Regions from separate parts of the Homo sapiens genome. Here region 1 is linked to region 2. The links are chromatin loops, found by intact Hi-C in ENCODE. Cell type or tissue: tibial artery. All regions are shown on one strand. Each heading gives the region's core, and the rest is flanking DNA. Links, peaks and the distances in the headings are about the cores only. Region 1 has its middle 360 kb from the start of RARB-AS1. Region 2 overlaps RARB (retinoic acid receptor beta).

Region 1 (15,233 bases), core at 3,868-11,867, 540 kb before region 2:
TTTGTTCAAATTTTTTTTTTAAATTCGAGGACCTATAATGTCCAAATGTTGTACTGAGTGCCAAAGAAACAGTGTTGGCCAGAAAGACACAAGTCACTATCTCACTCAGCCAAATATGGCTGGTCTTACAAAATGAGTTTTAACACATAGGTCCTTTGCTTCCCAGGTTCATGCTCTGAATTACTGAGGCAGATTGTATTTATACATTTTAATTTATCAAATATTTGATAAATACTGAGTTAGGCACCAAGTAGTAATGATTATTAAAAACTGAATTTCCCAATTACATGGAGCTTGCAGTCTAGACTCTAGAGGGCAACAGAGGCACTGATGAAGCAATGACACAAGTAGGTGGTAAAATCCTAAGAGAGATAAGTGCAACAAAGAACAAGTTTTTATTACTGCCAGAAACTGGAGAGCTTTGAATTTTTTAAACCCAAGTATAGTGTACATGTAGAAAAGTAACGAAATCGTAAATGTACAACTCAATAAATTTTCACAAACAGAACGTGACCAGCATCTCAGAAGCCTCCTTTGGCCACCCTTGTCATTACTCACCCTAAGGGTAACCAATATCTGGACTTCTAAAGCCATTAATTAGTTTTTCCATTTGTATATAAAATGAATCACATAGCTTGTGTTTTTTTGTGTGTTGACTTTCTTTGCTCAACATTCCCTTTGTGAGACACATCCATATTTTTGTGTATAAGTTGTATAGGATTTCATTTATATGCATATTTTATCACCGATGCTGTTAATGGGCAATGGGAGTAGTTTCTAATTTTTTAAATTTTTCTAATTTTAAAAACTCTGGTCAAACTATTCCAAAGCGGCTGTATCATTTTGCATTTTTACTGGCAATGCAAGAGCATTCCAGTTCCTCTACATGCTTACTAGCCCTTGGCACTTTCAGTCTTTTTTACTTTAACCGTTCTGTTGAGTATATAGCATCACATTGTAGATTTAATTGAATTTCTAAACAGGGAGGACAGGGAAGGCTTCCCTGAAGAGCTGACATTTGAAATGATGATATGTAGTTAACAAGATGACAATGAGTACTCCAGGAAGAGGGAATGGCATTGTGTAAAGATGAGTGGCAAGAAGCAGCATGGTGGGAAAGAGCTGGTGAAGGGAGCTAGGGTGGCTGAAACAGGAGTGGACAGTCGGAGATGAGGACAGATATGTCAGGAGTGGCCTGATAGTGCAGAACCTCAGAGAACTAAGGAGCTTTATATTCATACTCGGAGCAACAGAAGATCATCACCAGACCCTAAGCAAAGAAGATTGATCAGATTTGCCCAAATCACTTTAGCTGCTGCATGGATTACAAATTGGAGGGACAAATGGGTAGAGGGAGGGAGATATGGGTATTGATAGGCAGCTACTCTAATAGCCCAGAACAGCTTCAGTTCTTTCAGTAAGGAGTCCCCTTTCTGTGGCTACTTGGCCTGCCTGGGTCTCAAGTCCATAGTAGGCCTAATTTAAGAGCCTGATGTTACCATAACCTTGGGACCTTTTGTGACATGCAACCCTTGGGTACAGGATTATACTCCACAGTAATGTGAGAAAAGTATAGCCACAATCTTAACTTCAGTCTGCTTAATCAAGAAGCCTATTTAATAATTTCTGAGCACTTGAGTAGGAGATTGATTGATTAATGCGGTTAAAATGATGGCTTCTTTGTCTTTTTTATTTACTGAGGTTAAGACGAATGTTGGCTTTGTCCTTTATTGATTAAATAAAGGCCTAGGACTAATAGCTCAGTATGTGTTTATGAGCACTCACAGGATACACCGACGCAGCTGAGTTTGCTTCAACATAAGGGAAACACAGGGGTTAGGACTACATCACAAAGGGAGTCTATCCTTCCTGTGTACCAATCAAAACTAGAATTTGCATTTTCAGTCTCTGGGTCACTATTATTAGGGACTTGGGATGCGTCCTGCCACTGTGATTAGCCAGGTGTGTGAAGTCTATAGATGTGGTATGTGGATGTTTGTATGTGAGACAGCTATGAAAGGACAGAGTGGAAGTTTCTTCTGTGAGGTTATCCAGTGAAACCTCAATAGATTAGAGCGGCTATCTAAACAGTTATTCAAATGACAACATAACAATCTGGAGAAATTAATTTAGGGTACATTAAAAAGTAATACATGCAGAAATATCTCTAGATGTGGGTGTTTGGGGAGGTGGGTAGAGGATTACGTGAGTGTGACTGTGTGTGTATGTGTTGATATCATAGTCTGAGTCTTACCATTAACTCTGTTATTGGACAATTCCCTGGCTCTCCATATGTTGTTTTCTACATCTGTGAAATGAAGAAACTGGGCTTAGATAATCCCTAGGGACTATCAAGCTCTACTCTCAGAGTCTTCCAGTATTAATCAGCCATAATAACATGCTCTCCAATGAGCCTTCCATCACAGCCTAATCCCTGAGTCTCAAATTAGAAAATTAGGTTAATTAAAACACATAGAAACTCATAAGACTTTTGTAGATTTTTCTTTGCAGCCCTGAGAAACTTTAGATCTGTCTTTTCTAATTTTTGAAAGGATTGTTTGATTTAGTAGGTGCGGCCAAAATACAATTATTTGATTACCATTATTTATTGACTGTTAGTTAATAAAACTATCAGAATACTTAGAAACTATTTCTGAGTGTGAATTGCCCTAACTTTGAGACCATGGAGATACAATTGTGTTGTGCTTTCTAATTCATATAAACTGACATGATTAAAATTAATAAGATTTGAGAGTAATTATAGAGACTATCATGAACATTAAGCAACAAAATGTGCCTTTGAGATCAATTTCTATTTATCTTCTCTGCAGATAAGAGACTTAGGATAAGTTTCTTTCCAATAAAGCAACCTAAAATAGTCTCTAAATATAAGAGGTAGTCCATTGGACTAGAAAGCCATTAGACAGTTTTTTCAGCTGCAACAAGATAAGAAATCTTGAAATTTAAAAAGAGCTGGGCACGGTGGCTCATGCCTGTAATCCCAGCACTTTGGGAGGCCAAGACGGGCCAGATCACTTGAGCTCAGGAGCTCGAGACCAGCCTCGCCAATATGGTGAAACCCTGTCTCTACTAAAAATACAAAAATTGGCTGGGCGTGGTGACACACGGCAGTAGTCCCAGCTACTATGGAGGCTGAGGCAGGAGGATCGCTTGAACCTGGGAGGCAGAGGTTGCAGTGAGCCGAGATCATGCCACTGTCACTCCAGCCTGGACAACAGAGTGAGACTCCGTCTCAAAAAAAAAAAAAAAAAAAAAAGGAAATTTAAAAAGAAAAATTGGTTAGCAAATATGGCCATACCACCCTGAACACTCTCAATCTCATCTGATCTCAGAAGTTAAGCAGGATTGGGCCTGGTTAGTACTTGGATGGGAGAAAAATTGGTTAGAGAAATCCATGTCTGCCAAGAAAAGTTGTAAGCATTCTTATGAATAAAGACTTGATATTCCTCCTTTGATGTCCTTCTGAAATACAGGAATTAGAACATTTTCATCTACATAGCACTTCCAAGATGAACTTTAATTGTAATTTAATGTCATTCAGGTGATAGCAAATGCTTATGGAAGTTGTCAGCAAATTATTCTGTTAATAACTTTGATACCAACTGACTGTATCTTGGAGCCCTTCTCCTTTTGACTTGTCTGCACATATTAAGTAATGTCTATATTGTGTCAAACTAAACTGTATAGACTTGTGCCAAGCCCTGGGGGACCTACATTTCTGGGATTGCAATCTTGACCCAGATGATTCATTATCTCTCTTTGTATGTGCCCAGCTGTTTGATGATATATGGAACTAGCCAGGATGGTAGAAAGTTAAAGTAGAAACTATAAGTTACAGTAGTTATGTACACAGATAAACATAAGGCCAGGAAGGTATTACAAATGAACAAAGTGGCCTACCTAGGGAATAGGGACAATCTGGAGAGTATGTTCCATTTAGAGGGACCAGCTGCCAGGAGGGACATGGGCCCACTGTAGCCTGGTATCCTGGGTTTCCCAAAGTTCTTAGAGTATTTGCTCAATTTTTAAATGTGGGTAACTAAATTCAAACTGCAAGTAAACACTTTGTGAAACAAAGAATATTTGTCTATGGCCCATATAAATCCCATTAAGTGTCAGTTTGCAAAACGCATTATAAGGATAAGAAATCTGTAGGAGCTATATGTCAAATTATGTTAAATTGAATCATATAACATTGCTATTTTTATGGCTTAAAAAATGCTCAAATATCAATAATTCCTCTGATTCAACCTGATAGTCTGCAATCCCAAATTAATGAGACTGGTAGTCTGCATTGCCAGAACCAGTGTACAAATTAGATGAAATGGAATAGTACAAAGTGATTTTTAAGTTTTCATGAGTGCTCTTGCTCCCCCCACCTTGAGAAATTTGATAAAAGCCGTGGGCCTTCTTAGATACCTGCACTTTTGCATAAAGTTGTGGCATATGAGGAAAGGGGCTGAGAAAACCTAGAAGTCCAGGGCTTCGAGTTGACCCATGTGTAAGGAGATCCAATTACAGCAGTGTATTAGTCTGCTAGGGTTACTCTAGTAAAATATTACAGGCCTAGGTGGCTTAAACAATAGAAATTTATTTTCTCACAATTTTTCTTAAAGTCTTCTATAAGTGGGCTCATTTTCTCACAATTTTGGGGGCTACAAGCCCAAGATCAAGGTGTTGGTGGGTGTCGTGTCCTCTGAAGCCCCTCTCTTTGGCTTGTAGGTGGCTCCCTTCTTGCCATGTGCTCACGTGGTCTTTTTTCCTGTGCACGCACATCCCTGGTGCCTCTTTGGGCATCCAAATTTCCTATTCTTATAAGGACATCAGTCAGATTGGATTAGGGTCTACTCATATGATCTCATTTAACATTAATTACCTCTTTGAAGGCCCAATCTCCAAATCACATTCTGAAGTACTTAGGGGTTAGGGCTTTAACATATAAATTTTGGATGGAACACAATTTAGCCCATGACAATCCATGTCCTGGTAAATTTTTACGTGTATCTCTATGGAGAGAAAAAAATACTATTTGTAGCATTTGCCCAATTTTTGTGGTATAAATACTCCCACCTTATCTAATTTCAGGTTACCCCAACATGACATCATTAACCATGGATTTGGGAAGATAGCTGAAATATGTAGCAATTCTGTAACACAATAAACAAAAATAGTCTCAAGGGCATAGATCGTAGTAAGATGATTAGGAAGCGATGAGTTTTAGTTTTCATTTTTCTTATTCATATCATTTATTGTAAGTTTATAGAATTTAATTTTTAATAATAGCTGTCTTTAAAAGCCAGCTAGCAAAACTCTTGAAAATTTAACAATGGGCTCTCAAGAGCTGTACAAGCCAGTCCTAGCCTATCACTGAGTTATGTAGCCCTTAAGTAGAATTCTGCCATTAGGAATGGAAAAGAATAACTTACTCAGAAACTATAAAGAGACAATATATTGGCTGTAATAAGTGACAGGATATGGGAGAAAATAAACAGGAAGAATCCAAAATTAATAAGAGAAGGATGGAGAGTTTGGAAGGGGGAGCGAGTTTTGATGGGGCAGCAAATTAGGCATAGTAGGAAGAGTGAGTCCTGGGGTCAGGTGACCTGAATTCCTATCCTGGTTGTACCCAAGCAGGCTGGGCAATATGGGCAAGACATGGCTTCTCTGAGCCCCAGTTTCCTTCTCTCTAAAATACATCTTCCCCCCCATATGATTTATAGGGAGACATTCATTTCTGAAATTCTGGGATCCTATCACTTAATGTCCTACATAATTGCCAAGCCCTCTTCATTTTTCTGTCTGTATAAGCCAGTTTGTGGGGGAAACAGCCATAATTGAGGTGAGTATCTATCCCTCACATATGACAGTCACTGCAGAAGGTACACTTTATGGAAAGGAAAAAAAAACCACAATTCTGTTGACACTAATATATAGTTAGCAAGACCATAAAAGAGATTTCTATCAAAATGCTTTTTTTTTCCCCTTATGATCCTCAGTGGCAATTATAAGTAACCTATTTCAATGTGCATCTGGCTTAGAAGAAAGGTGTGTGAACTATATCAGAGACTCAGGCGGCCCCAGAGGAGTTCTGCTTTCACTTCAGTAGTAAGGCTCAGTGAATGCTTTGTGATTTGACTACATCATGGCAGGGTGCCTGGTTGCTGTGCTCTTGAACAGGTCATTTAAAAAGAAAAACGATGGTTGTGCACACTTAAGACCTTCTCTGAAATAAACAGGCCTTCATTGGCTCATGGATTTTTTTTTTCAAACCCTTCTGTAAATATGCCTTCCTAACCATTTCAGAACGATCTTGAAATGGTTCTAGTCAACACATTGTTATCGGAGACATAAGTAATCAGCTCATAACATGTTGGTCACCCCCACCTACTTCACTTTGTGTTAGGATTCTTGCCCTGGTGCTTTTCAAGGAGTGTTCCCTAGACCAGCAATGTCTCCTGGAAACTCATTAGAATGCAATTCTCAGGCCCTACCTCAGAACTACTGAAGGATAATCTTTGTAAATGAGGCCCTGTCATTTGTCTTAACAAGTCCTCCAGGTGATTCTGATGCAGGTGGTCTGACCAGAAGCTCTGCCATAGAAAACAGGCAGGAGTCAGGCTTTCTCTCATTCTTGCATCTCTTTATGCCGGTGGTTCCCAAAGTGAAGTCCCTGGACCAGCAGTATCAGTGTCACCTGGGAACTTGCCAGCAATCTAAATTCCTGGGACTCCACTGGAGGTGGGGTTCAGCAAGAGGCAGAGTCGTTGCCAATATGTAGTTTCAAATAATGGACTTGGGTACTTCCATTTGGGACTAGGGAGAGAAGCATGTTAGTCTGATAAAAACAGTTATAGGTACAGAGTGGATTTTAGAAGAGGGAGAAGGAATCATGGGAAAGGGTGTTTCTGTGGTTTCAAGTGTGTGAGGATAAAGGGTGTTTGTGGGAGAGGAAACCTGGTTTACCGGGAGAGCCATGTACAGAGAAGTAAAAGGTATTGGCTGTCCCACCTCTTCCTGTGCTTAAGGGAACTTTCAAGGTCCTATAACTTTGAGGAAGTCTTGTAACTTTCTGGAAAAGCTATGGAGAATATCCTGTGGTTGTCTGGAAAAGCCCTGCTGGAGAGTTGGCTTTTACTTGTCCCGTTCTGGGGCTCTCGTGAATTTACCAAATGTGCCTGACCATGTTAACCTCCAACTCCACCCCACCCCTACTCTTTTTCTCTTCCAGCTCTTGCCTGCCTGTTTGCCGCTGGCAAAGGGAGCCCAGGCGTGTTCTCAACTCTGTGCTAGGGATGGGAGTATTCCTTTCCAAAGTAAAGCATGAGAGGAGCTTACCCTCAGACAGGCTTCCTGGCAAAATCCTGGCTGCCATATGCAGTTGTCTGTCTTCAACTTCAGTTCAGGACCATTTTTAATCAGATGGCATTGGTTTGGGTACTGACAAGTTCTGCATTTTAGAGAGGGCATTTTCCAAAGTGGGAAACTGTCTTGGAAAAGACTTCACACTCAAACTGAGACTAAACCATGATTCTTTTGTCACCCAGGACTTTTGCTGCTAACATCCTTCTAACTCGTAAAATCATAGGTCAGTCGTGAGAAACCTAAGAGTCAAATGACTGGTAAGTTTCCTCTTCTTAGAAAGCAGGAGGCTCTACCATAAAAGACAAACTCCAAGGATAAATAAATTGAGTGAATTGGTCTTGAACTTGGCTCTACTCTGCTTTGCATAACTGCTTCAAAACTGGTGACCTGGGAATAAATTCCAAGTGGAAAGTATTTCCCAGTTTCATTTATGAATAAATGGTCCACAGGAGCCTTTTCCTAGGTCTTCACTGATGAGCCTTCTTAGCTTTTTCAAATGTGCGGTCAGTGGGGAGTTGCCTTTTCTCCACGTGACTCTGACCTATTTCTCACCCACTTCATTGACACCCTGAAGCACCATTTAGCACTCCAGGATACCTTGTGTATTAAAGGTAATCCTTTGAGAGGTGTGAGTCCATAAAGTAGTGAATAAGTCACGTGTGGCACAGCAGTGCTGCTTTTCATTTTAGGAATGGGCAATGAGGGTCACACTACTATTTCATCCAAATGGGAAAAGGAAATTAACATGGGACAGAGTAGAAGTCAGAAATCCTTTAGTTGCATTTAGCTTTCATAGAACACTGGGCCCAAGAAATCATATCAGAGTGAAAATATCTGCCTGATGATGTATGAGACAGGGCCACTGAATTTGGGGACGTATGGAATATGGTGTCAGGCAAGACAAATCACATCCTTCAGTTATAGTGCCGTTGGAAAGCCCTTTATTCCTCTGAGAGACAGATATCTCATGCCATCAAATTGAGCTTTCAGTGCTAGAATGGAGTCATGCAGGGTGATCAAGTAGATTGTATTGCTAGTCAATACCTTTTCTATTATTATGTTACTGGAAAATAATAATTACCTTCTGCCTGAGCCTGTGCAAGATTGAGAAAGACAGGGGAGAGGAAGAATATTATATTGTTCAACTTGTGTTTTATATTCTGCCCTTACACATGTTAAAGCCAGCAGCGCTAGCTGAAAATTACATATATTTTTTAAATCATCACTCTACAGTAATTTCTTCTGCCTTTTAAAAATGACTATTAAGCTAGGTTGGAAATGTAAATCTGGAAATTATAAACAAAGTAAGAGTATTGTACATATCAGTATTTAATTCCATATTCTTTCATAGATTTGGTTTTGGTTTAAAACTGTATTATCTTTTAATAATGGTGATGTCAAAGATGTTTAAAAATATTTTGAATGAGGAAAACATTTTTGAGGTTTAATTTAGTTAAAAGTTTATAATTTGTATTATGTTATCTCATGCTTCTTCCTGGCAATTCTTTAAATTAATAAGTTGGGGTCTAGAAAAGTTCAGCTTTTTGTAGAGCAGGAGTGCCTAAAAGAATACTCAGTTTTGTCATACAATTTTGAGGAAATCTTGCATCTTCCTGGAAAAGCTGTGGAGAATACTGGGCCCTGCTGAAGATCTGGCTTTTACTTGTGTCATGTTCGGGTGCTCTCTTGCATTTACCAAATGTGCCTGTCTGGTTTCTATAACACTAAATGTAAGTTCAAGAGCAAGGACCTCTTTTCTAGTTTGTCCTCAGCTCATTTTAGATACAAAACAAAATCAAAAATTTATTTTCCCTTTCAACAGGGGCAGGCAGCAGAGTCAGTCTCTGAATATTCTCATCCCCAGGTATTTACTCTGGAGGCTGCTGCTCCTTCACCTTCTACTATAGGAATGTAACCCTTTGCTTTCATGGGCCACAGTAGGGTTTCTTAATTTAGCACTACTGACATTTGGGGCATGATATGTTTTGTTGCGAAGGGTTGTCCCGTGCATTGTAGGATGTTGAGCAGCATCCCCGGCCTCAACTCACTAGGTGCCACTAGCACCACCCTCGCCAAGTTGTGACAACCAAATAAAAATATGTGCCCATATATTTTAGCAATGTATCCTTGGGACAAAAGTGCTTCCCCTTCCAAACCCCTCTCCCCATACACCCATATTGAGAACCACTGGACTAGCTCAGTGTTATTTAACACACCTAGCCACGCTTTCTGTTCTCATACCATAAAACTGTTAAGAAACAGAAACATAGAGCAGGTCCCAAACTAGTTTAGTTGCCCTCTTCCTGGCCGGTAAGCTTTTCCTACAAATTCCCAAGGAAAGAGAACTGATCATTTTAGTGAAAATATTATGAGGCCTCCCCCTTAGAATGTGGACACATTTTGCTGATGTCTGGAGTAGAGAATTGCAGAGGTGGGTGGGTGGTGGGTAGGAAGAACATAACGTGACAAAGACAATGCCTTGAAAACTAAGTAGATTCATTTATGCCCACTAACTCTGTTGACCCACTTCCTCTTACCTGATGAACTCTTTCTCTCATCCCCCCTCTCTATCTAGCAAGCACTTGGGGTAGTGACCCAGGGAAGGGAACTGTCTATGGAGTTGCATGTTTCTATTAGCCAAACTTGAGAATGTCAGCTATTTTGTGTTACTACCATATGAAGTGAAAACTAAAAAGGGCAGTTGCAAATAATTCCATATCTTCATATACTTATCCCAACCAGTTACTCCAGTTTTAGGGATTAATATTAGTACTTAAACTAAAAAGAAACAAAAAACTCTAAACCTGACCTGAATAGAATCCACATCAGGAAAAATACATTAAGAAAGTTCATAAATTTGACTTTTCTTAACACTATTGTTAGAGTTGATAATTTATTATTCCTCAGAGAGTTTGCCTTTATTAAAGCCAGGAGAAGGAATTTTTTTTCTAGATCCACACCCATCTGCTAAGCCTGTAATCAAGACATAACATATCCATTGAGCTAAAATTATTTTTCTCCCTAAAAAACTATTAATAGGTCCATAATTCATAAATTTACTAATTGTTTCCCTCTGCTACTATAGTAGCCAGTGTTGGTGACAATAGCCATCATTAAAATTGGATTATAAAAGACATCCGCAATCAGTGAGCTGTCTTATTTATCTTAATTAAGTCACGGGCTGCATAATGGAACCTGCCTTTCCCCACCTTCCCCTTACCTAAGACAAGAATGGTAAAACAAAGGCAGTAAAAGCTAATGGCCCTATGGGCTATGAAAATTAGCAGCAGCACTTTTTTCTCCAAAGCCAGTTTCAGTCATTAGTTGAAGTGCTACATAAATGCTAAGTATCCCTTGTTGGTTTATAAAGTTAATTCCACCCCAGAATGAGACTGTCTTATTCACTGATTACGTGGATCTGAAGTGAAGCAGAGATGAGAACCTCAGGCACTACTGCATATTCAAAAGCAGTGTTCACTATAAACAACACTGATATTCCATTATTCTCCTATCAGATTGGCTGAGGGTGAAAAGCTTCAAAATACATAGCACTGGTCAGGCTGTGTGAGACACAGTCACTTTTATATACTGTTGGTGAAAGTATAAAATTGATGGAACATAGATGGAAGGGAGGGTATTTCAGCAGGGGGCAGGGAGGGTAATATGCTGGAATTGCAACTGAACCCACCCTTTGTTCTAGTAACTTGCCTTCTAAGAATTTATTCTGCAAATGTATTTATAAAAGTTCACTAAGGCATAAGGACTAGATTGTGTTGTGGTAGCAATGTTTATAAAAAAATAGTTCAATTGTCATTTCGTGGGACAATACATTACCTCATGCAATGAACATAGTATTTTGCAACCCATAAGCAGTACTCAGTGAAACCCATTACAGTCAAATTGAAATGTCCCTCATCACACATCAACTTAAGTCATTCCTTCTACTCAATTTCTAAAATAATCATCAAATATCTTCTAGTTGCCAGTTATTCATCTAGGCTTTTGATCTGGTTAAATTTTTACTTTTTGTTTTTAAAATGGAGAGACAATATGATGTAGATCATATTAATGATTCTATTTCCTTTATTCAGTTAATATTTATTAAGTGGGTATTATTATGAAGGTCTAGAGCTTTCAAAAGAAACAAGGGAGTCCTGGCCCACCAGAAACTTACAAGCAAGTGGAGCAAAGACAATTAAAGTAGGGGTCACTCATCTATTGTTAAAGATAGCTGTATTAGTCAAGGTCTCAGAATAAATTATTTCTCATAGAAATTAGACCTTCCCAGTCATGGGAGAAGCTGGGAAGTTAATTGTCTGAAATGTGGGAGAGATGGTGAATCAGAAGTTATTAACCAGAAAATCTGAGAAACAAGCACCTCCAGTCCCTGAAATGGGACTGCACAGGGAAGTGTGTGGGAAAGCTAAGAGAAGCTGTGTCTCTATGTGGCTGCTGCTTTTCAGGTCCACTGCCAAGCATCTGCCAGGAGACATGCCGATTATGTTGACAATCAGGTCAACAGTCAAGAAGAGCTCCCCCTGGAGGACAGCAAGGTCAAGCCAGACCCACATCCAAACATGAAGATTTCAGAGAGCAGTGGCTGCAGCTTTATCTCTGCCTTCCAGTTCCCAGGCAAATTGCTCTGTTGACTAACTACAGCTTGGAACCACACAGGGAAGGGGATTCTTGGAAACAAATTTCAGCCTAGGCAAGTTGGCACAGTAGAAAATACCGTAATAAATATTTGTTAGCTTAAATCTCCTAGCTTACATTACCGACAAACGTATATTCAAGAACGTACATGGGTGTTGTTCTCCCAGACCTTTTCTCCTCATGAATAGTTGAAAGTAGATGCTTTAAATGTTGGTAAAATGTATGTCTCTACTAAAATCAGGTGACTGATTTTAGAAATCCTTGTTTTTCTTAAGCCGTAGGATCTAGTCACTCTTGGCTGAGCCTGTGTTGCTCTGAGGGTGTTTTTGAGCCTCTGCTCCTGCGCTCACAATGGGAGTCAAGAATAGCTGTTTGGACCAGTCTGGCCAACATGGTGAAACCCCGTCTCTACTAAAAATACAAAAATTAGCTGGATGTGGTGGCGTATGCCTGTAATCCCGGCTACTCAGGAGGCTAAGGCGGGAGAATCGCTTGAACCTGGGAGGTGGAGTTTGCAGTGAGTCAAGATCGCACCACTGCACTCCAGCCTGGGCCGCACAGGGAGACCTTGTCACAAGAAAAAAAGAATAGCTGCCTGGATATATTTCAGATCTCTCAGTTGTGTGTCGAGAGGACCAGAGCATTGTGACTTAAAGGATGTTTCTCCATTTAGCTTAAAAATGCAATGTCTTTCTCATAGTAGGTGCAAATAAAGGCTTGAACGAGTGGATAGATGGAAAAGTGTATAGACAGTGATTTCTCTAGGCAGAAGAAGATGGCTGCATATTTAATAGCTCAGTGTTACAAAAGTAGATGTGCAAAGAGTAAACCTTCAACAAAACTGGTTTTTATGGCTCAACAAAGCTATTTTAGGTCAATTCCAACACAAACATCTGCCATCTTCTATGCCAGATACAAAAAGCTCTTCCCTCCTTTCCTCCTTGTGACACTCTTTGACTTAGCCAAACATCAGTAAAAAACACAAGCCTACATACAATGTTTTGGCTCACAGAACGAATGATTTGAAACATTTTTAATCAATTATCAACCCTTAAAAATGGGAGATTTTGTGTAAGTATCCACACTTCCAGTGTCTCTTGGAAATTCAGAAGACCTGGAAACATTGGAGTGCCATTTCCATGTGGCAACTGCAGCTGGAGCTCAGTGGCAGCTGCTCACTTTACACAAAGTGCTCTTCTGATTGCCACTGTCTCCACCACTGTGAATTGTCCATTGACACGAAGGCTGCACATGCCTTGCCATTTATCATTCCACATGTGATATGATATTTCTAATAAGTAAAGAAATATTAATAGGTTAGGATCGTAATGAAAAAGCTGTTTCAATTTATTTAACCCTTATCACATGTCAGGTACTGTTAACTGCATTTTTTTGTTTGTTATTTGAGACAGGGTCTTACTCTATCACTCGGGCTGCAGTGCAGTGACACCATCTTGGCTCACTATAGCCTCAGACTCCTGCATTCAAGCAATCCTCCCACCTCAGCCTCCCACGTAGCTGGGACTACAAGCACATGCCACCAACCCTGGATAATTTTTGTATTTTCTATAGAGACAGGGTTTCGCCATGTTGCCCAGGCTGGTCTCCAACTCCGTAGCTCAAGCAATCTGACATGCTCAGTCTCCCAAAGTGCTGGAATTACAGTTGTGAGCCGCTGCGTCCAGCCTTTTTTTTTTTTTTTTTTTTTTTTTTCTCTCAAGGTAGCTATTCCATCATGTGGATAAAAAAACTGAGATTAAAGAAGTTAAGGAATATATCTGAGATACATTGAAGGAAGTGATGCAGCCAACATTCAGGTACAGAAAAATAGAATCTCTTAGAACTTGAGAGCCCAAACTCATATTGATGTTGCTTCACCTAAACTATGTGTCTGTACAGCAGCCAGCAGACTTTTTTCTACAAAAGGCCAGATAGTAAATAATTTAGTTTCAGCTTTGTGTACCCTACCATCTCTATTGCAATGACTCAGCTCTGCCCTTGTAGTATGCAAGTAGCCAAAGAATATATGGAAAAGAATGGGTGTGGCTGTGTTCCAGTAAAACTTTGTAAAAACAGGCAATGGCTGGATTTGGCTTATAGGCTGTAGTTTGTGAACCACTGGTCTACACCCACCTGCTGTGAGCCTCAGTGACTGCCACAACTGAGGTGGTTATACACTCGGTAACTAAATGGTGAACTGCCATGGAGGGCCACAGATGTTGTGACATGGTCCTTCACGAGACCCTTCATAGCAGGCAGAACTGTAGGAAATTGCTGTTTTTAAATATTGGAAATTTCATGTAGTTTAACCCAAGTACTATGCCACGCTGTGAATGAAAAGACAAGTATTTATTTTTTTTATTTCTGCCTCCAAATTTGAGTTATTTCTGGCTTTTTATGTTTTTTAAACACTTGAAATCCCCAGCCAGGGGGACAAAAATAAGGGAACGAATACCAAAGGCCTACTATGAAACAAGAACCTCCTTGCGGCAGTTGTATGAGATAGACATCTTTAGCTCCCTCTGCTGTGGACAGAACTGAGGGTCAGAGCTGTTATGAAACTCTCACAAAGCCATACCACTAATCAGTACCTGAGGTTAGAATTTGAAGCCATATGTCTGTAGCGCCAAATCCCAAACCCTCTCCATTCTACCGTAAAAATGTATAGCATTTTTACTCTGAATTTACCTCTATTAATTACATGCCGGAAAAGAAACAACTAGACTAATAGACCATCTTTTCCTTTAAGTCTTCATTTTTTTTCAGCATTATTTATTGATGGCCTACTGTGTGCCAACACTGGAAATGTGATGCAGAATGAGATAAAAACACAAGCTTGAAGATTATTCCAGTGGAAAGGGACAACAAATGTCTCTAAGTGATGAAACCCCAGAACTGGCCACCTGGACCTCAGGCTTTGTGCCCACACCAGTACCTGAGTGTGGTGCCAACAATCTGAGTTATCTTTGTTTGTAGGGCTGCTTCGGAGAGCAATGGTCTGGTTAGGATGTCGAAAAGGCATCACTACAAGCCATGCAGCCAACTAACTCCTAAGTGTGCTTGTTTGCATTCAGGGTGGGGAGGGGGGATCTGGCCAGATTCTCTGGGTTTCTTTGGCACCTTGTCCCAGAGCTACATTCTTCTGTTTTACAGAATTGAGTTTTTTCTTCTAACCTATGGTACTTTCAAGGTCATGC
Region 2 (15,233 bases), core at 2,885-10,884:
CACTGCGTCTGCGTTCTTCTAGAGTTTAAAACCATTGAGGGAAGCAGCTGCTGAAGCCACGTGTTTAGAAAATTTGTCCGTCAACTTATGAAGCTGTATGTAATTGGGGCATCATCACCAGAGGGGTTGTCCCTGCATTTTGTGGGTGTGGAAGAATTTGTGATAATCCCAGGAGTCCTTTATTCACATAGACAGTGGTGGTGGGACTTCACGTAGGGGACAAAAGGAGTGTGGAAAGTAGCCTGAGGTTACACACTGCTCCCCTTCGAGTGAGCTGCAAAGGCTGCTCCAAATTGGGCCCAAAGCACAGAAAATGGTGCTCTGGCTTCACAGTTGTGATTTTGCAAACGGCGTGTGTGATCACTGCACAACCCAACAGAGATGCCCAACTTGGTGCCCAGCTGCAGCTCACCCAGGGCCCCTTCCCACAGGACCTCACCCCTCCCTTTCTTGCTTGGTTCAGTTACTTCATGGTGACAGCTCACAGTGTCTCCTCTCTCCTGGTAACCCTCTAGAGCTGGGTTTGCTCGTCTGAGTTTTCCAGGCCCCTGGTGGTGGATGGGGACAGTGAAGCAGAATGCTTAGGAGCAGACACAGGTCCTGCAGACTTCCCTGTGGATGGGATTATGGGGACTCCTTCTGTGGGTTGTTAGTTTGTTTTGTGGTTTCTCTTTCTGCACATTGGGTTGACTATTTTCAAACATGGTATTGTTGGGCCTCAAGTTCCTTGAGTGTAGAAATGGGGTCATAAGGCCCACCTCACCTGGCTTACTGTGGGGATTTCGCGAGCTAGGATTCTTCACCTGCTGATGCCCAGTGGCCCTTGCCACACAATCACTAAAGGGTAGTGAGGCTGCTGCTGTGTTTTAATGTAGCTGTAGGTGTCATCTCAGCTTCAGAATCGACTCAAACAGTTCCTGGTATTTAGCGATGTGTCACCTCCCACAGGGCTCTGGGTTTTTTGTTGGTGTTGTTTTGTGATATAATTCACGTAGCATAACATTCATCATTTTAAACTGTACCATTCAGCGGTGCGTAGTGGATCCACTAAGTTGTGCAGCCTTCACCAGTAAGTCCAGAACATTTTCATCTCCTAAAAAACAAAACCCTGAACCCGTTAGCACTCCCGATCCTCCCTCCCCACCAACTTGCCCCCGTACCTGACAGCCACGAGTCTACTTTTTGTCTTTGGATTGGCCTGTTCTGGACATCCATATAATTTAGAATCACACAATGTGTGGCCTTTTGCGACTGGCTTCTTTAAGGCGTATGTGTGAAAGCTTCATCTGTGTTGTAGTATGCATCCATAATTCATTCCTTTCTATGACAAATAATATTCCACCATAAGGACGTCCTAGATTCCACTTCCCCGTCATCGGGTGATGAACATTTGGGTTCTTTCCACTTTTCAACTGCCGTGAGTCACACTGTCATGAACATTCATGGACAAGTTTTGCATAGACACATATTTTCAGTTCTCTTGGGTGTACACCTAGGAGAGGAATTGCTGCGTCACATGGTACCTCTGCGTATAACTTTGAGAAAAACTGCCGAGTACTCTTCCTCGGGGCTCTGTTTCAGAAGGACCCTCCCTGCTTAGATTTGACTTTTTCACTAGCTAAGGAAGGCCATTGGCAGAGGCCGAGGAAAAGAGGGGGGTCTGATCACCTGAGATCCTGCGCACTCACACACAAGCCTTCAGGCATTCCCTCCCCTCAGCAGCCCAGACTCCATCCTCACGGAGAGCCACCATGCCGCCTCTGCCACCCTGCATGACCCCTTTCCCCCTCATTGTGTCTCCTTTGCCCGCCGGCTTCTTTGCATTCTCTCTGCTTTGAACCATGATACCCACTCTCACCCAGCGTCCTGCGCCGGCTGGGAGGGATCGGGTCACAGAGGTCTCGAGGGGCCAGTCTGCACTGGGAAAGAATACAGCTGAGGCTGCACTTCCCACTCATTTCACCAGTGATCTAGAAATTTTCTGAGCCAATGAGCAGTGTCATTTCAGAGTCCTGGGGGAAGGAAACTGTCTAGAAGGGTGTTCTCTTCAGACCTGTTGGTTTCCTTAGGAATAAGTAAGTGAGTCCAAGTGAGGAAGGAACTTCTCAACCACGTGAACTTGAGCATATTTCTTAGCTTCTCCAAGACTCAGTTTCTTCATCTGTAAAATGGGTTTAAACTTGCCTACCTGATAAAAGGATCAAGTGAGATACCGTGATACCATGTTCAAGGGACTCAAAAAAATGTTCCTGGTCTCCCCAGCTGCCCTCCCTCCTGGTTAGGTAGGAGTGGCTCGTACAGACACTGACTTTGTAGTAGGACTCACCTCCCTTTTTTCCTTTCTTCCCCCTTCTCACCCCTTGCTCTTTCCTTTCACCACTTCCTCTCTCCTCCTGCTATTGTCTTACTCTGCCCTCAGCTCCTACCCCAAATATGGGTATTCTCATGGTGTGGACCCAGGGAACTGCCAGTTCTCAAATCACCCGTGTGCTCTTAGGGAGGCAACTCAGGCCAGATCCTCTTAGGGCAGATCAGATTATGCCCTGGGTCATTTTGCAGTGCAGATTCCCAGGTCACAGTGGTGGCATGCACAGCCAGGCAGCATCCAGCCTGGCACCCGCTGGGCCCCAGAGAACATGGACTCCCTGGAGGGGGTGGCATGGTCTGTTTCGCCTGTCTGCCTCCCTGGGTTTCAGTTTCTTTCCTCGCGAGATCCTAGCCAGGGGCTAGAGCTTTGAGTTACACTCGGATTTGAAGTCATCCCAGAGGTCTGTGCTGCAGGAGGAAGCACGGGCTTCCATAGCACTGTGTCCTGGGCCCTGACTTTGTGCCTGGCACCGTGCTTGGCTCGGAGCATGCAGAGGGAAAGGACACACACCTGCTGTGGGTCCAGTGTTCCAGACACAACGTGGAGTCAAGTGGCTACCAGCGAATAAGGGAATGAATGGTTTTCCAGGCTGAAGATTTCATACTGTATCAATTATTATTTTTAAGTAATTTTATATTCCAAAACAGATAATATGGTTCATACAGAAAGTTTAGAAAGCAGAAAAACACGAAGGGACAAAAACCATCATCCTTATCTCCTCTCAGATGAGTTTCTTCAAAAGTGCCTGTCACTTAATTCAGAAAACTAAAAAGCAAAGACACCAAAATGTGTAGCTAGGAAATACTAATTATGAAGTAACGGGGCTTTGTTCAGAGACCTGACCCTTCCCTTACAATGTCACTCAGGGCATCCCATTTGAGGGTAAAGCTCTTGGAAAAATCCTTCTCTCTTCAAGAGATCCAGTCCACAGAAAAAGTTCTCTCACAACAAGCCAAGACTCTGAGCCTCCTGGGTGAGCCCAAGCTCTCCAAACAACTGACGGGCACATGCATATACAGAAAGACAAACCTAGCTCTCTGCCGGGGTCCCGCGGCTGCCAAATCCCTTTTCCAGGGAGGTGTGTTATTACCACCTCTTCCCACTGTTTCTGTCCCAAATATCAAATGAGCTTAAGGCAGCCTTGGGAGGTGGAACCTCCCAGCTCAGGAGCACAGGCCCAGCCTTCAGCGACCCCTGATGTGCCTTCTCTCTCGTTTCCAGCTGTCAGGAATGACAGGAACAAGAAAAAGAAGGAGACTTCGAAGCAAGAATGCACAGAGAGCTATGAAATGACAGCTGAGTTGGACGATCTCACAGAGAAGATCCGAAAAGCTCACCAGGAAACTTTCCCTTCACTCTGCCAGCTGGGTAAATACACCACGGTAAGAGATACTCCTGCCCCAGGCTGCTGGGAGTGTGGAAACCTTGTACGTGCATGTGTGCAGACACACACACACACACACACACACACACACACACACACACTTTGCACTGGGCCTGGCAGGGGCTTGCATGCTAGCCAGCTGGGGCTATGTAGTAGCCACTTCTTTCTGTGAGGTAGCCTTTGGGCGTGGGCAATCAGTGAGTAGGCTGAGTGCCGCCTCACTGCAGTCATGCACACATGCATTCACTCTAGATGCATTAACTGAGTATTTGCTATACGACAGGCTGTGTTCTAAGCCCTGGCAACATGAACTATTCAGTGCTGCTCTCAGAGACTTTGATCTGGTGAAGGAAACAAGTAAAGCCAGTGAAGCGTTACATGGGTCATGACGGACCTCTGTACGGAGGGACCCAGGGGGACGGGGCCTGATCTTTTAAAAACCCCAATCCATCTGTGAAATCCAACCAAGATAAAGAGGCCATCCCCTGGGCCAAGGTTTGCCTTCTGTGAGAGGACATGTACAAAACCCCCAAGCCAGGGCCTAGAAAAGTTTGGGGTAGGCATGCCCCATGCCCAGTTGAGTGAATGTTCCCCCTCTGCTTCCCAGCGTTCCACTAGGAATGGCCTTTCACTGAGATTGGAAATAAAGAGAGGCAGGAAAAAGAGAAGTGAGATAAAAAGGTAGGAGGTGTATGTTGGCTGGTCTAGGTTGTGCCAGTGGAGGGGTCATGAGGTGCTTTAATTTTTCCAAGTGGTTTTTGCATGTATTATGTTCACTGATGTATATTTCTAACTTGTGGCATGTAATAGACACTCAGTAGATATTTGATGAATTAATACAACTAGAATGTTGTTCTGGCCTCTTTAAAAAGCTTAGGTTGCTCACCTACAATGCTATGGTAAACATACTTTAAAAACAAAATCCAAATATTGTAGCACTTGCTGGCTTGGTGAATGGTGTTCTAGAAAAATGATAGCATGGGAGGTCCTGAAGATCAAAAGACAAAATAGTGATACCAGAAAGAAAAAAAAAAAACAGTGAGCGGCGGGGCTTTGGAGCAGTTCTTGGTGAGCATGGGGTGTAGTGCGCTAGGATGTTGGTGGTATCTGTAACACAATAATGGTGACCAGGAGCAGGCCCAGAGGGGCGCCCATGGAATCTGGGGCCAGCACAAACCTAGGTGGCTTCTCAGATGAAAATGAGACTACACAGTTGGGTGGCACCAGCTTCTGAAGGGCTGGCACCCACCTTAAACAGACAAGTCTCCTGGCTGAGCTCAGAGACTTTGGCTCACCTGGAAGCAGAGGTAGAACCTTGAGCAGTACTTTTCAAAACTCAGCGTGCATCTGAAGCACCTGGTGAACTCGTTACAGTGCAGGTTCTGGTGCAGCAGGCATGGCCTAGGGGCATTTCTAACAAGCTGCCAGGCTGCTTATGCTGCTGGTCTGCAGACCAGACTCTGAAGAGCAAATGAGCCGGGCTTTGAGAAGCAACACCCAGGGTGGCACTCTGGGGTCCACCTCGCCCATTGGTGTCAGCCAGGAGAAACACTGGCATGTCTGCCAGGCCGAGGGAGAGTCTCGGCTTAACCTCAACCAGTCTTCACTGAGTTTGGGGAACACTGTCCCATCCCAGAGCAGGGACACAGGCCAGGACAAGACTGGACACTGTAAGGGAGCTTTCATTTTCACCTGGGAGAGAAAGTGGAATGTGACCCCATGTATCCAGAACAGAGGCCTGGAACCACACGAATGTACTTCAAGTCCTACTCAGCCACCATCAGCCCCATGACGGTGAACAAATTACCTAACGTCTCTCAGCCTCAGTTTTCCCATCTCTAAATGGGAATAATGTGAAATAGTTGGGAGGATGAAATGAGACAATTTATGAAAAGCTGCTGTGATGGAACCCAAAAATATCTACCCAGCAGTGGAGTGGCAGAAACATCATCCAGACACGTACCTTCTACTGGATACTAACTGACCCTCCAGAGACCTGGCCCCCATGCTGGGTGCATCTGACAATACAGAAAAGTAACATGATGAATAACCAATACCTGAAAGTATGCCATTTATTTCTTTTAGAAATACTTACTAATTGCCAACCATTCAGTGGCATTTCAGGCCCTGTATTGAGCTGTGTATCAAGGTGAGGGCGTCTTGACCTAAGAAATGAGGGAACTCAGGCTGGCACAGTGGGAAGGGGCGAAAAGAGAAGATGAGAGAAAACAGGTGCTGTGCAATGGTGGACTGTGTTGAGTTGAGAGCAAGTGGGAAGTGAGAATGGGAAAAGCCTGGCGGAGTCTTGAGTGCCACTTGAGGAGTCTGTAAATAATGAACAGTAATTGATGGTTGTGGTCAAAAATCTTTATTATTATCATTGTAATCATTATTACATCTCATATTTATTGAGCATTTACTATGTACTAGGGACCATGCTAAGTACTATAAGTATACTAATTCTTTTATTCCTTATGAGGACTCTGTGATTTGGGTTTCGTTGCCCTCATATTACAGATGCAAAAGCCAGGTACAGAAAGGCTCGATAACTTTCCCCTTGTCTCTTAGTCAACAAGTGGTCAGAGGTGAGACTTGAACCTAAACAGTCTGACTCCAGGGCAGCTCTTTTAACCAGTATACTATACACAGAATCCCTTGAGAGGGTTGCCAAAAAGGGAGAATGGAAGCTGGGGCCATTGGCGGCATCTAGCTAGGAGGAGAGAGCTGTGACCCAGGAATAAATCAATCTTGTAGCTCCAAGAAAGTCAGAGGAAAAGAGATGAGAGTGGGGAGGTCTTCCTGAAAGAGGAGACTTTTGATCCAGGTCATGAGGTGAGCGACTTTATATGGCAATACCTAGGGCCAGTAACTGCTACATCAGGGTCCCCCTCCGCCTCCTCCAGGTGGTATCTTAGCATAGCCAAGTCAATCCCCAGACCCTGACTCACCTAGTAATCAGGTGAAACAGCTCCCACTCTAACCTGGAGGAGGGCAGGACAAACACAACGTACAGCATTTGCCGCTCCTGGAACATGCGCCCTGGTGTGACCGGGATTCCTACAGGATGGCTCACATGTGAGGCATTGCCACTCCTGCGAGCGGTCCCTCACCACTGATGAGCAGAACGTGGAGAGATAAACCCCCCCAGCTTCCTTATTCGTTGGGCAGGATACTCTTAGGTATCCTCTAAACCACGTCCCAGAGTTTCCCAACTAGATCGAGCTCTGACTGCCCACAGTGATGATCTCCGCTGGCCGCCTTCCTTCCCTGCCCACTCTGTTCTTCCAGTGCTTCCTGGGATCTCCTCCCACATAAACTATCGTGCATTCCAATTCTAGTCTCAGCCTCGGCTTCTGGCCTAAGAGAGAGAGGCTTCCCTGCAGGCCTCCAGGGCCCTTTCCTATCCACCCCAATATGGGGGTGAGTCACCCCCAGTCCTCAACTGGGGCCCACCCTCCTAAACACATTGTGGAGACTTCTTGTACCTCCCAGTCAGGCAGAAAAACAGAAACACGATTTTATCTCTAGAGCGTGGCCCTTCACTACTGGGCATCCTTCCGGAGGCCTGCTGCCCACCGCGGGGTGGAGGGCGCTCTGAGCCAGTCTCGCAGCTGACCGTGCTCTTCATTTGTACTATCTCTCCCCAGATCTAGCTGTGTTTTTATTGTGAGCCACTTAAAATCCTTTCTGGAAGTCGGTGGTATAAATAAATAACAGCAGCCATAACACATTCTCTGCAAGCTCTTAGTTCGGAGTTGAGCATTTTTAAAAAGAGCTTTTTTTAGACAGGCAGTTGCTTCCACGGCAGGAAACTTCCTGTCATCTTCACCAGAGTGGCATCCCTGTCAGATGCCTTTGGAATTAGTGGGCAGAGAGGAATAAGAAAGGCAGCCAACTGCGCATCTACAGATCTTTGAAAGAGTAGTTCCTTTTTCTTCCCTAATTAGGGTGGATTTGGGACAAATGGTTGGGTCCCCGGAGACCGCAGGAATGGCTGGAAGAGGCAGAAACATATCCCCACCACCCCCACCTCAGGCCAGGGCAGGGCACTCACCCACAATCTTCAGAGCTAGTATCCCTGGGAAGGTTTCTACCCAATGACCCTCCGCCGCCATAAAAGGAGAGAGGGTGGATTCCCTGTGGAAAGGTGGAAAGCAGGAGAGAAGCTATTTATAGATGAGCTTTCCAAAATAGAATCAGGACTGAACCAGAGGTAACATCCTCGCTCTGAGGACGTGTTCTCCGCTTCCTTAGGGTGAACCCTAGTGAGTATCATTTGGGCTTTAGGGCCTCATAAATTCAAGCTCAACTCTTATCCCTGCTACTTAGGAGTCATGTGACTTTGGAAAGTTACATCATCATTTGCACCTCAGCTCCTTCATCTGTATAATGGGAGTTTTAAAAACATCCACCTCCTGCCTGGAGGGTTCCATGAGAAAAATATATGGAGCGCCTTGCACAGTTTCCGGCACAGAGGAGTCGTGCCGAATGTGCAGCTCTCCTCCTCTCCACCCCATCATAAATGTCTTGTCATTTTTTCGAGCCACATGCCCAGGTTCTGTAAACTAGCGTGGGTGTGACAGTGGGACAGATTTCCAGGTGGTGTAGCCCCCACCCCCAGCTCGTGCTGTCTGCTCCGGGCCGCCTCTGCTCCCGGCCTCCCACTGCTCTGCCGTGTGCGGGCCGCTCATCACCAGGTGGGGCCTGGCGGGAGGTAAGCTGTCCTCCGAGGGGCTTGTGAATATGAACTATGAAGATTTAAGAAGCCCTTAACCTGCTCAGAAAAATGACCACAAACAGAATTATTAACCACGAAAGACTTTCCAGGAGACATACCATAGAAAAGGAAGGCTGTTTTGAGCACTTGTCATGGGTGGACTCGGTGCGCTTTTTGGAAACTAACATTTGCCATCAACCAGAGGAGCAGAACCTGGAACTCGGGGAGCTCGGGCTGCCAGGAGAGATGCATCAGGAGGGATAGAAGGTCAGTGGGGGCCACGAAACCCGAGTTCCAGTCCCCACTGTCACCTCACAGCTGTCTGACTTTGAGCCAGTTGTTAACTTAGTGAGCCTCAGTTTCTTGCTAGTAAACACACCTGTGCTGCCAGTATCACCCAGCAGCGGTCCCCAACCTTCTTGGCACCAGGGACCAGTTTCATGGAAGAGAATTTTTCCATAGATGCTGGGCTTGGGGATAGTTTCAGGATGAAACTCATGAAGGACAACTTAGATCCCTCGCATGCGCACTTTGCAGTAGGGTTCATGTTCCTATGAGAATGTAATGCCGCCGCTGATCTGAAGGAGGTGGAGTTCTGGCGATAACGCTCGCTCCTGGCCACTCACCTCCTGCCGTGCGGCCCAGTTCCTAGCAGGACACCGACCAGTACCCATCCACGACCCAGGGCTTGGGGACCCCTGACCTAGACCATTCTTTCATGTTGCAACAAACAATGACTGCATACCTACTGTGTTAGTTTCCTAGGGCTGCTGGAACAAAATAATACAAACTGGGTGGCTTGAGACAACATTATTTGATCGCATTTCTGGAAGCTAGAAGTCCAAAATCAAGGTGTGTGCATGGCCACGCTGTCTCTGACAGCTCTGGGAGAGAGCCCTTTCTTGCCTCTTGTAGCTTCTGGCGTGGAAGGCAGTGCTTGTAGTTGCATGACACCAATCCTCCGTCTTCTCATGGTCATCTTCTCCCTGTGTTTCTTCACATCGTCTTCTCTCTATGCATGTCAACCTCTGTCCAGATTTCCACATTTTTTTTTATAAGGGCACCAAGTCATACTGGATTAGGGCCCACCCTAATTACCTCATTTTAACTTGATTACCCCTATAAAGACACTATTTTCAAATAGCGTCACATTCTGACATACTCGGGCTAGGATTTCAACACATCTTTTTGAGGAACACAGTTTAACCCGTAACAAACAGTAACACCTAGTGAGTGCAGAACTGGAGTGCATGGATGTTACCTTTCCATGCTTGCCGCTCTCTGCAAAGTCTAGCTGGAGATCAAATTTTGTCACAAGTGTTGTGAGTATTTAGAAACCTCTGGCAGCACACATAAGTCCTGATCTTTTGAAGAAAAATGTTCTGTAGGCACTGTGCTAAGTACCCACATTCTTCCTCAGTGATGGAATAAGGGAAAGACGTTCCCAGCAAAAGCAATAGCATGAACACGGCACAGGGTTTCACAGGGATGGGGCTGGGTGGGAGGGAGGCAGAGCTAAGTTTGAGGAGGTAGGTCAGGGCTAGCTTCCTAGGGGCTTTGGGTGCTGGGATAAGGTGTGTGAACATTAGCCCTAGGGAGCCAAGGGAAGTTTCTAGTCATGAGAAAAAGCAGTTCGAAGAAGGTGGTGCCTAGCTGCTGTGTCTGGCTGGAAGGCTTCGGCAGGGACACAGGGCAGGGCTTTTGATCTTTCTCAGATATGCCCTGCAGCTCCAGAAGGCATTCGTGGCCCCTTCCAGCAGCTGGGACCACTCCAGAATTCTAGCATTTCTTGGACATCCTCTAGGGCCTTGGACTATACCCACCACCCCACCCCTGCACTCGACCAAGGCCCCAGATCTCTGAACCCCAGGAGTGAAGGGGCTGCAGATGGATAGATGGTCCTTTCCAAGGTCATGTCCCAGCTCAGGAATCTTAGACGATGGTGGTCCAGGAGCACGCCTGAAACGTGACCTCCAGGGGAATCCTGCGGCATCACTCTTGCTTTTTAGCCAGGCTGCTAGGAAATACTCGAAAGATTCTAGAGACCCTCCCTACCTGCCCTCTCCCATTGCCCTTTGCTCGAAGCCCTCTCTAGCCACAGGCTGCACCATGCCTTTAAGATCACGCCCTCCTGTCTACCCAGAGCTACAGGGTGGCTGCCAAGCTGCCTTCTCCCCACCTGTTGGAGGCATCTGGTCCTAAGGAAAATGCTGCAGGCGTGTTGGGGGCCTTCTCCTCTCTTCTCTTCTGTTGGGGGCAGACGTTCCCGAAGCCATGCTCTCATAGTGCCTAGATAATGTGTGTATTGACCACAAAGAGATGTTGGCCGGCACATAACATTCTCTTCATAGCTGTGCTGGAGCTCTTGTAGCCACCTGATGGAAGCATCCAGAGATTCCAATAAGGAGGGAGATCACAGATGCAACCACAGGCTTTAGGAGTCAGGAAGTTCTAACCAGAAAGTAGAAATATGTGAGGAACCAGTAGGGAGGGGGTGACGTGGTGCACTGGTGGGAAGCCTAAACACCCCAACCCAACTGTGTGGGTGAATCCCACACCCTCCGGTTCGCCCGCGGGATCTTGCACAAATGATTGCACTTCTGTGGGCCTTCGCTTCCTCATCAGCCAAATGGGGACCATAATGGTGCCTACCGCATGGGGGCGCTGTGAAAAGTAAAGAGAGTCGGTGATCGTTAAGCATGTAGAACAGTGCCTGGCACGAGGCAAGCCCTAGAAAAAGGGGTGGTTACATGCAAAAACATACAAAATGCAGGAATTGAATGTGGGTGACAGGGATGGTCTGCAAATTGAACTTGAAAGGACATCAGTCTCCAGGATGGTGGAAGGATTTCAGGCCTAAGGAAGAAGGAGGCACTTCCATGGATATACCCAACATTGCCACAGAATTTTAATTCTTTATTTCTTTAATGAAAATTTACATTTCCTTCTTAACTTTGAAAAAAAAGCCAGAACGCTTGAACAAACCACTGTAATACCCAGGAGCTGCCTCCAGTGGGATTTAAAGATGCTGGTGATTCCACTTTCCTTTATGGGTCTTGTTCTGAAAGTCCTGCCAGTCCAGGAAGGCAGCCCGTTGCAGCAGAGAACCAAACCAGCAGAAGAAAGGGATCCATTTGCGTGGCAAAACTTGCCATTTAATTGGATTTCATAGTAGGGTTGGGCTTTTCTGCTGCTTAAGATGGCCCTGGGGGGCCATGGGCGCGACCCTCCATATATGGGCCACCACGCGGCATCCTGGGGAGGCGCTGCAGCTCCTGTAGCCCCTGCCGAAGAGGGGACCTCCTCTGGAAGCCCTGGCCAGACTCTCAGTCGGCAGCAGATGGAGGAGAGCCCCTTGCCCTTCTGGCTTGGCTGTTTTCCTCATCAGCCTGCCTCATACTCACAGCAAGGGTCACTCCTCACCACCCCACTTTCTGCTTCTCCTTCTCTGTTGGTTTTCCTCCCTGCACACTCAGAAATGCTGCTGAAAATCCACGCTTCGCTGGTGCTCCCCACAGCCGCCTTCATTACCAACCCAAGCAGGCCAGGGCTCTCCATTTGCCGCAGCTGGAAGATAATATATAAGCCATTTGAAGCCTCATGCCTATGAATCCAGCAGCCAGTATAATAAAACACCAGGTTATTTTGTGTTTTATTAACTGCCTCTTCCCTTCAGTTTGCATAATAGTGAGTTAGATTTACATGCCGTTAAGACGGCTGTGCATTATTTTTAATAGAAGGTACGACAGGCTCCTCTCTCTCAGCCCTGGCGCGTGATAAAGTTACCTCATGCAATGTTGATGAAGGTTTCGTTCACACTTGCTGGGTCGGGGCAATGTCTTTTTTTCCAGATGGATACTCTATTGTAAAATGATTTCCCTCCATAAGCTTGACTCTCCGTCCCTCTCTTCCGTGTCATCTTCCTACGAACCGGATAAACTGCCTATTAAATTTAATTACGGCCCAAATGGCCACACATCTTGATCTCATGTTCCCTCAAGTGTACTGTATACCACCAAGGTCCTTGAGGAAGGAATAAAATAAATCTGGAGGATGCATGTCTACTCTCCACAAGGAACGTCGTGGAAGGCAAAGTTGACCACCTTCGTTTTTACAGTGTCTGTGGCACCTCGTGCAAACTCTTCTTTCTGGCTTTCCATGCAGACGTTCAAAGCAAGAGCTAGTTTTATTCACTTCCTGTAGACTGATTTTAACTGAGGTGGGGAACTAAAGATATCAGTTTGAGAAACACAGTACCTCTCCTGAGCTGTTTACATTTGTCAGAGAACCAAACGTCAGCCTTTTGTTGGATAGTAAATTACAAATATCTCATCATTTTATCTGTAAATATCTTAATATGTATTCTAAATGAAAGAAGCTCCTGCAAACGAAAGTAAAGCATCAGTGCCATTATTACCATCCTAAAATAAAATGATCTCTAACACCTAATAGCTCATATTTCTGGTTTTCTCATATATATCACCACCTCTTTACAGTTTATTTTTTGAATTAAAATTTAGATAAGGTTTACACCATGCAATTGGTTGTCAGTTTTCTCAGTATCTTAAGTCAGGTTTATTGCAGTATATTTTACATAATGTAATTTTTATCTTTTTTAAAGGTATAGTTTGATGAGTGTGATAAAAGTATACAGTCACATAACCTGACTCCAGTCAAGATGTAGAATATTTCCATTGCTCCAGAGAGTTTCCTTGTGCACCTGTGGTCAGTCCCCACCTGCCTTCCCGCTCCTGGAAAACCACTGAACTGTTCTCAATCACTATAGTTTTGCCTTTTCCAGAACGTCATATAAATGGAATCGTTTTGAGTATGGGCGTTTTATGTCTGCCTTCTTTGGTTTAGCATGCTTCCAAGGTTTATCCATGTTGTAGCATGTATTACAGTTTCCTTCCTTATTAACGCTACCTAGCATTTTCATTGCAAAGTTGTAATCACAATTTATTTATCCACCCATCAGTTAATGAGCATTTGGGTTGAGTTGCTTTCAATCTATAGATTTCTCTCTCCACTTGTTTTTCTCTCTTGCAATGTTCTTATTGAAGAAACCAGTTCATTGGTTTTGTGGATTTTCTGGCATTCTGGATGTTGATAGCTGTACCCACTTTGTGTAGTTTACCGTGTCCCTGGATTTCCTGAGGTTATCTAGAGTCTCAGTCAGATTCAAGTTTGATTTCTGGCCAGAATATTTCATGGGTGGTGGTGTGTTTTTCCATCAGGACATCAGCATGACAGGTGGCGTGTTTTTAAGAGATTAACAAGTACTGATGGTCAATGCTTAGAGCCATTCATTCATCAGAGTTAGAAAATGGTGACTCCTCATTCCTTTCTTGTTTGTTAGCTGGATAACTGCATACAGAGATACTTCCTCTCCTCTGTTACTTGATTATCCAGTGGTACAGGCATAAGATTTTAAGTGTTTTAAAAGGATGAATCCGACCGGACACAGTGGCTCACGCCTGTAATCCCAGCACTTTGGGAGGCCGAGGCGGGTGAATCATGAGGTCAGGAGATCGAGACCATCCTGGCTAACACGGTGAAACCCTGGCTCTGCTAAAAATACAAAAGGTTAGCTGGGCATGGTGGCACACGCCTGTAATCCCAGCTACTTGGGAAGCTGAGGCAGGAGAATCGTTTGAACCCGGGAGGTGGAGGTTGCAGTGAGCTGAGATCGTGCTACTGCACTCCAGCCTGGGTGACAGAGCGAGACTCCGTCTCACACACACAAAAAAAGGATGAATCCAGGCTAAAAAAAATGTAGCTGTCCCACCAACAACCTGCCTGCTCAAGGCTGACATGTCACCCCCTCTAATTGGAAACACATTGAATTTCTCCCCTCCTATAGAGCTTCCCGGAAACTGTATCTGATGACATTTTCTCTCTCTCCTAGAATTCCAGTGCTGACCATCGAGTCCGACTGGACCTGGGCCTCTGGGACAAATTCAGTGAACTGGCCACCAAGTGCATTATTAAGATCGTGGAGTTTGCTAAACGTCTGCCTGGTTTCACTGGCTTGACCATCGCAGACCAAATTACCCTGCTGAAGGCCGCCTGCCTGGACATCCTGGTATGTGCCTTTTTGAGCTCTCAATGGGTCTGGGGAGGGAGAGAGGGCACCGTGGAGGGGAGGGAGGGGACCAAGAGACATTGAAGATCTCCAGAGGAGGTTTTGAGTTTCGACTCTAGCACTCACCTGACTTAGTAGGTGGACTCACCTAGCCTCTGGCTCCTTATCTGTGAAATGGGCTGAATTCCCATCCCTCAGGCTCACTGAGGTCTGCGAGGCTCAAATGGGCTGAGGTTGGCAAACTCTACAGGTGAATGCTGGTCTGTTTCTAAGTTTACCCCAGACCCCCTGATTTTACAAGAAACAAAATCATCACATATGCTCTCAGGACCCCTGGCACCTGTAAGTTACTGAGTAATCATTGCCACTCTTCCTCAGGTCTGTTTAGCAAACAGGACACATAAACATTCAAGCTTCCTGTGCGACCACCACACACGGGGACCTCTCTCCTCCTAAGTGGGAGTGCGTTCGTGTGCTTAATTATAGTAACTGTATTTGCTTTGCAGAATGGTTTATACCCAAAGCTATGAGAGACCTAATAAAAAAGCAATGTTTTTATAGCACTTCAAAAGCTGATTTTACTTTCCCTATGTTCTGATGCATCCCTGGAGGCCAGTCCCCCATCCCACTTTCTCCATGGGCCTCCCTGCGTACATACGTCTAATGGGAGCTGCTCCCA

The links. A loop is a pair of places that touch in the nucleus more often than their neighbours do. Peaks named below come from ENCODE experiments on the same cell type or tissue, not always from the same donor. Only the 100,000 strongest peaks of a DNase experiment are listed, where the experiment ranks them.
Region 1: it touches region 2 in a loop (2.2-fold over the local background); 5 of 110 quality-filtered maps call a loop at or near these places.

The regions. Positions count from the first base shown.
Region 1 is chr3:25,021,699-25,036,931 of GRCh38, forward strand. It overlaps a transcript of RARB not described here and the pseudogene RNA5SP125. Among named protein-coding and RNA genes, the nearest start is that of RARB-AS1, 360 kb to the right of the region's middle. In tibial artery, for the core only: no CTCF peak of the experiment used is centred there; a DNase peak (open chromatin) is centred at 7,363.
Region 2 is chr3:25,566,169-25,581,401 of GRCh38, forward strand. RARB (retinoic acid receptor beta) reads left to right here. Exons shown (of 8, transcript NM_000965.5): 4 at 3,590-3,750; 5 at 14,378-14,554. Among named protein-coding and RNA genes, the nearest start is that of TOP2B, 91 kb to the right of the region's middle. RefSeq lists enhancers at 2,146-2,647, 6,761-7,289, 7,290-7,817. In tibial artery, for the core only: no CTCF peak of the experiment used is centred there; DNase peaks (open chromatin) are centred at 3,433, 5,173, 6,643 and 7,203; H3K27ac peaks cover 1,726 bases.